3 separate regions of the Homo sapiens genome follow, and all the other regions are linked to region 1. A link is a contact called in ENCODE Hi-C or POLR2A ChIA-PET data. All regions are on one chromosome and are shown on one strand. The core of a region is the stretch at or near the end of the contact, and the rest is flanking DNA. Distances in the headings are between cores, read along the strand shown.

The links. Hi-C counts contacts between places; a loop is a spot of excess contacts on that map. ChIA-PET counts read pairs that join two places held with the same protein, here RNA polymerase II (POLR2A). Pooled maps may share reads with other maps.
Region 2: a loop to region 1 is called in a pooled map, with 11 times the contacts of the local background. The contact joins the promoter of PIGU here to the enhancer-like site in region 1. A Hi-C loop is called at or near these places in 2 of 50 pooled maps. POLR2A ChIA-PET finds 5 or more read pairs at or near these places in 2 of 52 experiments (activated CD4-positive, alpha-beta T cell and endothelial cell of umbilical vein).
Region 3: POLR2A ChIA-PET joins it to region 1 with 10 read pairs in T-cell. The contact joins the promoter of EIF6 here to the enhancer-like site in region 1. POLR2A ChIA-PET finds 5 or more read pairs at or near these places in 2 of 52 experiments (Panc1 and T-cell).

Annotation. Positions count from the first base shown.
Region 1 is chr20:33,553,690-33,556,738 of GRCh38, forward strand. The region is part of intron 1 of CBFA2T2 (CBFA2/RUNX1 partner transcriptional co-repressor 2); the gene reads left to right. Among named protein-coding and RNA genes, the nearest start is that of CBFA2T2, 65 kb to the left of the region's middle. RefSeq lists an enhancer at 1,491-1,650. Within about 2 kb of position 1,427, at least 13 of the 41 ENCODE cell types and tissues checked have a DNase peak (open chromatin) inside an H3K27ac peak, as active enhancers do; they include Panc1, where a contact is called at or near this core.
Region 2 is chr20:34,675,498-34,678,420 of GRCh38, forward strand. It overlaps PIGU (phosphatidylinositol glycan anchor biosynthesis class U), which reads right to left and starts at 1,595. Exons shown (of 12, transcript NM_080476.5): 1 at 1,459-1,595. The coding sequence starts at 1,588. RefSeq lists enhancers at 1,063-1,949, 1,950-2,835 and silencers at 1,215-1,314, 1,555-1,664.
Region 3 is chr20:35,283,219-35,286,021 of GRCh38, forward strand. It overlaps EIF6 (eukaryotic translation initiation factor 6), which reads right to left and starts at 1,554. Exons shown (of 7, transcript NM_002212.4): 1 at 1,508-1,554; 2 at 1,163-1,274; 3 at 958-1,043. The coding sequence starts at 1,269. It overlaps FAM83C (family with sequence similarity 83 member C), which reads right to left. Exons shown (of 4, transcript NM_178468.6): 4 at 2,513-2,803. FAM83C-AS1 (FAM83C antisense RNA 1) reads left to right here and starts at 2,033. Exons shown (of 2, transcript NR_109815.1): 1 at 2,033-2,097; 2 at 2,252-2,554. RefSeq lists a silencer at 1,284-1,473 and an enhancer at 1,566-2,116.

The sequences.
Region 1 (3,049 bases), core at 177-2,676:
CTAAAACGCTAAGCAGGCTATAAGTTTGCTGACTTCTACTATAAATCATCATCCCCTGATCTTGTTGGACTTGAAAGCCCTTGTTATGCAATCTTGCAAATCCCCTCTTAGGGTTTTTTGAAAAATGATTTTATTTTTGTATGGTAGATGTTAAAGAGGTGATTTTTAAAAAGTCTGATCTTAAAGTAATGTAAAATACAATCTTAAATATATTAATTATATATTTTTAGTTTCTCCAGTTTACTAGTAGGCATATGCTTTTGTTAACTTTACATTTGTATTTAAGTAAAACATGATTCTTGATATTGATGTTAAAATAAAAAGATTGGTTTGGTTTTGGGATAGATTAAAATGTAGATTGAAATTTTACAATGCGTTTCATTTTCAAAAAAGACTATTTTTGCAACCTGATGCTTGAAATACCATATAATATTATTTTGTTCTTAAGTGACAGATGAAGAAACATTCCAGGTTGCTGTTTGCAGAACTTCTGTGCAAGTAAGGAGTTATTACAATGAAAAGCAAATTCACTATAAGCACCAGTGTTTATTTTTCTTACTTTTTTCTTTTTTTTTTTTTTTTTCAGACAGTGTTGCTCTGTCACCCAAGCTGGAGTGCAGAGGCATGATCTCAGCTCACTGCAGCCTTCGCCTCCTGGGTTCAAGTGATTCTCCTGCCTCAGTCTCCTGAGTGGGATTACAGGCTTGTGCCACCTGGCCCAGCTAGGTTTTGTATTTTTAGTAGAGACGGGGTTTCACCATGTTGACCAGGCTGTTCTCGAACTCCTGACCTCAAGTGATCTGCCCACCTCAGCCTCCTAAATTGCTGGGGTTACAGGGGTGAGCCACTGCGCCCGGCCTATTTTTCTTTTTTCTTTTCTTTTCTTTTCTTTCCTTTTCCTTTTTCTTTTCTTTTTTTTTTTTTTTTTTTTTTTGAGATGGAGTTTCGCTTTTGTTGTCCAGGTTGGAGTGCAGTGGAGTGATCTCAGCCTCCCAAATTGCTGGGGTTACAGGTGTGAGCCACTGCGCCTGGCTGTTTTTCTTTTTTAACGTTGTTTGAAAGTCTAGAATCATTTTTATGTGCTAGATGAGAGATTTGATCTGATAAATCAAACTCAGATGTCTGCATCTCAAGTGTATTTGTAGAATTATTTTTCTGTTTTCTATTAATTTAGATTGAATGTCAGAGTACCCATTATAGGTATTAAAATGAATATTACATAAGAAAAAATAACAACTTAAAAATGTTCAGAATTGTTTAAATAAAAACTTTAGACAGACATTTAGCAGAATTTAGGTGAGCATTAAAGGATTCAGGCAGCATTCAAAACTGGAAGAAGTTCAGAGAGCTCTGCTTTAGAAGCAGGCTTTTATAGGCTGAACGCTGTAGCAAAGTAAAGGAATTACTTGATTGGCTGTAGCTAGGCACTTGCCTTATTTGGATATGATCCAGTGGAAAGTCCCTAGTTAGAGGTTTGTTTTTGATTGGTTAAGCTTAAGTTTCATTTTATGTTTACATTGGGCTTCAGTTTGCTTACTAGGCACTGGAGCCAGCTGTCTCAGCCTAATGGCTGCCCAATTTAAAAAAAAAAAAACATTAAAATGGCATGTAGTTGTCATCATCAGAGTAAGAAACCAAAGAAGAGACCGTCATGAATGGGATCATTAGATCATGGACTGACACACATGTTCACTTAATACCCACAAGAGTGTCTTCACACTTTTTTGTCATGGATGGGACTTGTTTTCTGTTTTTTGTTTTGTTTTGTTTTTGATACAGTAAAATACTTAGGAGTTCTTGCAACTTTCTATAAGTTGTTTACATTTTACTCCAATTGCTTTATCATTGTGTGTATTTTGGAGGTACAGTTTTTTTCCTGAACCACTCTGAAAGTGGAAATATGCCCTTTTATCCCTAAATACTTAAATGCATATTTCCTGAAATCAAAGGCATTTTCTTACATAACCACACATAACCACAGTACAATTATCAAAATCAGAAAATGTAATAATGATACCATACTATTAACCTGATTCACAGACTATATTCAGGTTTTATAAATTATTTCAATAATGTCTTTTATAGCTCTTATACCTCAATCCAATTCAGTCTGTCATCACACACTGAATTTAACTGGCATGTCTCTTTCTTCCTTGCCTTTCCCCTTTCCTCTTTCCTTTTTTCTTCTTTCTTAGAGACAGGGTCTCATTCTGGTGCCCAGGCTAGGGTGCAGTGGTGCAATAATGGCTCACTGCAGCCTTGACCTCCTGGACTCAGGCAATCCCCCAACCTCAGCCTCCTGAATACTTGGGAATATAGGCACATGCCATTATGCCTGGCTAATTTTTTTTACTTTTTGTAGAGATGGAGTCTCACTACGTTGCTCCGGCTGGTCTCGAACTCCTTACCTTAAGTAAGCCACCTTCCTTGGCCTCCCAAAGTTTTGGGATTACAAATGTGAGCCACTGCGGCTCTTTAATTTTTCTTATTCTAAAACAGTTCTTCAGCCTGCCTGCCTCCTCTTCTCCCCTCCTGGTACTTTTCTTTTCTTGACCATTCCAATTTTGAATACAGACCAGTTGTTCTGTACTTAGTTTGGGTTTCGTTGCCGTTACCTTATGATTACATTAATGTTACGAATTTCAGGCTGGAATACTATAGAAGGGATGTATTCTCCTTAATGCCTCATTTAAGGAGGCACATAATCAGTGTGTCTCAATATTAGTGATTGGTTAATCATTGTATTAAGGTCATGTCTGCCAGGTTACTCCACTGCAAAAATTACTATCCTCTTTGTGATTAATAAGTAATTTGTTGGGTATATTTAGAGATGATGAAGTTGTCCTGTTTTTCATTAGTTTTCTATTCACTAGTAGTCTCAGCATCTAGTGGTGATTTTCTTTTTTCTAATTTTTAATTTTTTTTTGTAGAGACAAGGTCTCACTATGTTGCCCAAGCAGATTTTGAACTCCTGGCCTAAAGTGATTGTTCCACCTTGACCTCCCAGAGTGCTGACATTATAAGCATGAGCAGCTGCACCCTACTAGTG
Region 2 (2,923 bases), core at 345-2,844, 1.1 Mb after region 1:
TTACCATTCCCCAACTAGGAAACCTGGGCAAATTAACTTCTCTAAATTTCAGTTCCCTCATCTGTAAAAGGGGGAAAATAACACCATCTATCACATAGAAATAAATGTGAGGACTAAATGAGAAAAGGTATATGTTACCATTTTTAGAAACCTTAACTCTATTCATAAAACACCCATTCATTATGCCGTTCCCCATACCAACATTCTATGGGATAACATCAAAACGTTAGCCTTGGCCAGGTGCCATGGCTCACGCCTGAAATCCCAGCACTTTGGGAGGCCAAGTGAGACTGCTTGAGTCCAGGAGTTCCAGACCAGCCTGGGCAACATAGAAAGACCCTGTCTCTAAACAAAAAACAAAAACAAAAACAAAAAAACTTTAGCATTTAAAGGACACAAAGGGGACTTCTGGGGTGCTGATACTGTTTCTTGAACTAGGTGCTGGCTACATGAGTGAATACAGTTTTTAAAAATTCATTGAACTCTACACTTACTTAATATGCATTGTATGTATACTGTACTTCAGTAAAAAAAAAAAAAAAAAAGTTGTTTGTTTTTTTTTAATCATCAAACTCTGGCCTAAACCTAGCTTCCACCCCATTACTCCCCTGCTTTGGACATTTCACATCCTTGAACGTTTCTTCATCCTATTTACTTTCTGCTACCTGGAACTCTCCTTTTCTCTAATCTCCCTTTCAAAACCCTACATCCTTCAAGAGTCAGCTCAAATCCCACATTCTGGAAAACTGGAAAGGTAGGGGATAGTTTATTCAGGGTCAGAATACTAAGGAAGGAACTGGGTGGACACATAAAGTATACTTTTCATGAATTATTATAACGATTTGTCTCCCTCACTAGCCTGTGCAGCTACTTCAGGCCAACTTCGCTTTCTCGCTGTAGGCGTTAGTATAAAACAATGTTCGGTGAAGAACTTAGTAAGGAACAGTAACAAAAATTGCCCTGCAAGTCCCAGACTGAGAAGAGACGTCTAAAGCACACGCACACTCTCCTCGCTTAAGCAAAATTGGTCCCCTCATCCCGGACCCCCTCACACATAACCTTTTATCCCAGGGAGCACCCCTGGCGATCCCGCCCCAAATCCCAAACTCCTCTGCAAGCCGCGCTCCACAAGCACCTCCTCCTCTTATTCCAACCCTTCCCACAGACCACACTCCTCGGCTCAGGACACTGAATGGGACACGCCCCCTCAGATCCCCACCACTAGGTGGTCCGGCCCCCAGGGCCCAAACCTCACGACACTGTCCCCACGCCCCGGTCCCCACGCCCCCTCCCCTCACCAGCCCCGCCCTCAGGCCCCGCCCTCTCCAAGAACCCCACGAGACAGTCAGTTAGTTCTCTAGGAACCGCGCGCTGGCGGTCACTGCCCCCGCCTCCCATTCACAGAGGCCGCGGGAGGGCAGGTGGGGCCTGACAGTCTGCTCGAGCCAGTGGCCTCACCTCTCTTCCAAGAGCTCAGTGGGGACACCACCTCCACCCGCTCGGAAATGAACTCGGCCAGACTGGAGCGGAACAAGGCCGCCCGCACTGTCACAGCCACCACCAGCACCAGGACCAAGGGAGCCGCCATGATAACTGGGGCGGGCGCGCGGGCGGGGAGGGAAGGCGAGGCGGAGGAGCCTCGCGCGCTGTGCGCCACGCTCTGTAGTTCCGCGGGTGGGCGCGCGCTGCCGCTGGCGCCGGAGAGGCCAGACGTGGGGACTACGGCTCCCAGAAAGCCTTGCGGCGAGGCGGGCCGGAGCGACGGAAAGCGGGCGCCTCAAGCTGCGTATGCAGAAGGTGGGGCGAAACCTTCTACGATCGCAGGTGTTTTGTGAAGCCGCGCCGCTATAGCGGGGCTGAAACGCTGCTGAAAGTAGAAGCGGAAGTAGTCGCCTTCCTGGGATTGTGAGAGACTTTTAAACAGATGTTAAATTCACTCTTGCGTGTATGTTTTCAATGCCAAAATGTTTATTTTTATTTTTATTTTTATTTTTTTTGAGACGGAGTCTCGCTCTGTCGTCCGGCTGGAGTGCAGTGGCGCGATCTTGGCTCACTGCAACTTCCGCCTCCTGGGTAGCTGGGATGACAGGCGCCCACCACCACGCGCGGCTATTTTTTTTTTTTTTTTTTTTTTGTATTTTTAGTAGAGATGGGGTTTCACCATGTTGGCCAGGTTGGTCTCGAACTCCTGACCTCAGGTGATCCGCCCGCCTCGGCTTCCCAAAATGCTGGGATTACAGGCGTGAGCCACCGCACCCTGCCCAAAATGTTTATGTTTTTTGTTTTTGAGACAGGGTCTCAGTGCCGTCGCCCAGGCTGGAGTGCAGTGGCGCAATCTCAGCTCACTGCAGCCTGGACCTCCCGGGCTCCAGAGTAGCTGGGACCACAGGTGCGCGCCACCACACCCGGCTAAGTTTTTGTACTTTTAGTAGAGACGGGGTTTCGCCATGTTGCCCAGGCTGGTACCTTTTATGTTTTTAAAGAGTGTTAAATGTGTATTTTTTAAAAAATTTATTCTGGCAGTTGTTTGTTAAACGCCAACTATTTTCCAGGCACTATGTTAGGTTCTACAGATGCGTTTTGGAGTAGTAGACTGATTTATTAGCTAGTTCAACAAGTCGCTTAACCCTTGTGTGCTGAAAAATGTGCTGATTATAGGCTAACTAGGGACAGTTGAGGAAGGCTTAGAAATTTTTTTTTTGTTTTGGAAACGGAGTTTCGCTCTTATTGCCCGGGTTGGAGTGCAATGGCGCGATCTCAGCTCACTGCAACCTCCGACTCCCAGGTTCAAGCGATTCTCCTGCCTCAGCCTCCCGAGTAGCTGGGATTACATGCATGCGCCATCACGCCCGGCTAATTTTTTGTAATTTTAGTAGAGACAGGGTTTCTCTATGTTGGTCAGGCTGGTCTCGAACTCCAGACT
Region 3 (2,803 bases), core at 304-2,803, 1.7 Mb after region 1:
AGTGTTGCAGTGAGCCAAGATCGTGCCATTGCACTCCAGCCTGGGCAACAAGAGCGAAAACTCCATCTCAAAAAAAAATAATAATAATAATAAAAAGGAAAGGACCAACGACCAGAATTAACAGTGCTGACAGGTAGGAAGGTAGGGTAGAGATGTGGTAAAGGGAATTTAAGATTCCAACGTAACTGAGCAGGAAGACCGCATATCTTAGCTAATCTTTACAGAGACAGAAATGGATGCTTAGAAAGAGAAAGCACCTTGCCCAGTCAGTGGCAGGGAGAGATGAGATACAAATCCTCGGCTGGGTATAGTGGCTCTCGCCTATAATCCCAACACTTTAAGAGACCAAGGTAAGAAGATCACTTGAGCCCAGGAGATCAAGGCCAGGCTGGGCAACACAGGGAGGCCGCGTCTCTACCAAAAATGTAAAAATTAGCCAGGTGTGGTGGCACGTGCCTGTGGCCCTAGCTACCTGGTAGGCTGAGGTGGGAGGATCACTTGAGCCTAAGAAGTTGAGGATGCAGACAGCTGTGATCTTGCCACTGCACTCCAGCCTGGGCGAAAGAGCAAAAATCTGGCCTCAAAAAAAAAAAAAAAAGAGAAAAATCCTTCTCCAACACTAGGAACTAGGTGTGGAACTTACTGAGTCACTTAGGTCAAGTCTCAACTTCCTCATCAGTCAAGTTAGGCCAGTAACTCCTACCTTCTAGTGTCTTTGTGACGAAGGAATGAGAACAGGAGTGAAAGCACTTTACATTATTTGTTATTACTATTATCCAGCAGCCTTTGCTAGAGGGTTGCCCCGATCTCCTGACGCTTGGCCTGAGAGATTCTATAGTGCCCAGAGATAACAGATGATACCCTGGGAATCCCTAGGTCACTCCGGGTTCCCTCCGGGGGTGTAATTAATGGTGCTTGGAGACCACTCCCTCCCTCGGCGTCCTCCACCTGCCTTACCCACACACATGCGCCCGATGATGCGGCAGCCGGCGATAGACGCGTGCACCACGGGGATGGTATCGGAGAGCTCGCCCTCGAACACACTGTAGGGACATGGACTCGGTGGTGGCGGGGCAGAGGGGCCGGCACCCTCCCACTGCCGGAGCTCTTGACTCCTGCGCACGCCTCCCCGCCACCGTAAGCCCCGGGGCTCCCGCCGCACCTGTAGAAGTTCTCTGAGCCTCCGATCGCTACCAGACAGTAGGTGTTGGTGAGCTTGGCAAAGCAGCCGATCTCACAGTTGTTCTCGAACGAAGCTCGGACCGCCATGAGGCCTAGGGGCGGCGGAGGCGGGAGTTCAAGGCCGGCGGATCCTTTCCCAAGTATCCCGGCCTCCGTCCCTCAGGCCCCGCCGCGACCCCGCCCCTCTCGGCCTCCCGGCCCCTCCGTCCTCGGGTCCCGCCCACTGGGCCCCCACCAGAACCTCCGGCCCTGAATCCTCTGGCCCCCACCCCTCCCGACCCAGGACCGGAGCTGACCCTCCCAGGTTCCCCTCACACCAGCTTACCAAGTAACCAGTAACAAGCTCCGCACGCGGCGACTGTACCTTGGACTCCCTAAAAAGGTTTCCGTTTCCACTTCCGTCCAGGGAGACTTCCGGGAGAGCCCGGCGCTCCCCGCCACGCATCCAGCCCCTCTACCTCCGGCCTCCGGCGGACTCTATGGTCGCGAGCGGTCTGGGCGCGACCCCGCCTGGCCCCACGCCTAGCCTGCTCGCGTTCATTCATTCATTATTCATTCAGGAGCTTTTTAGGAGCTGTCATCGACCTAGACCTCCGGCTGGTCGGTTGTGAGGCATGAGGGAGAGGAGGGGCCAGGAGTGTCTCGCGGAAGGGTTGATGATGGAGGTATTGATGGAAATGAAGCCGGAGGAAGGGCAGGTTTGGGGAAAGGGATGAGTCCAGCTGTGCCTTGAGGGACAGAAGTCCATGTCTGGAGCCCAGCAGGGGAGTGGAGTGCTGACGAATGAGATGAGGGGCTGAAGACGGGTGGACTAGAAGAGGCTACCCATGGAGAGAGTTCCAGGAGGCAGAAGTGCGGCCAGACCGAGGCTGGAGAAAGAGCGCAGCCAGAGACGGAAAGGCAGCCAGGCTGCAGGTGCTGGAGAGAGGGGAGGACTGAGGAAGCAGGGGCTCAGGAAAAGGCTGGAAAGGGGTCCAGGGTGGGCAAGGATGTGGGTGCTGGTTGGCTTCCACGATGTGCCTCTCGCACGGCCTCTATCACTCACTCAGCAGCCAACTTCTGTCCCCAGGATAGTGATGGGGGCCAAGGGCCCTGCTGCACACTTGGACAGGATGAACTTGGCCCACATTTTGTAGAATCTGCAAAAGCCCCGGGTTCTCTCAAAATGTCACAGTGGTAACTTGGAGCCCCTGGACTCCCCCAATTCCTCCTTCGGCATTCACCCTCCTCCAGGGGTTTCCCCATAATTGGCCTGAATGGTGCCCTTCCCATTCCCCCAACGTGTCCCTCCCATAACTCCTCAAAGTTCAGGATACACCAGGCGCTGTGATTCACAATAAAGTCTGCCTTTATTGATGTGTATCATGTTTACTATCCCGGGTAAGTGGTGAGTTCAGGAAAATGGCCCACAACCTGTCACAGCCTGTACTTCAAGAGACACTCAGCAAGATGATGACGACGACAATGATGATGATGATGATGATGACTCAGCAAGATGATGACGACGACAATGATGATGATGATAATGATGATGTGTGTGTGTGTGTGTTTCCGGGTATCCACATACTCTGCTCTTCCTCACTCATTCACCTCAGACCCACTCAGTCCTCTTTAGGGCATC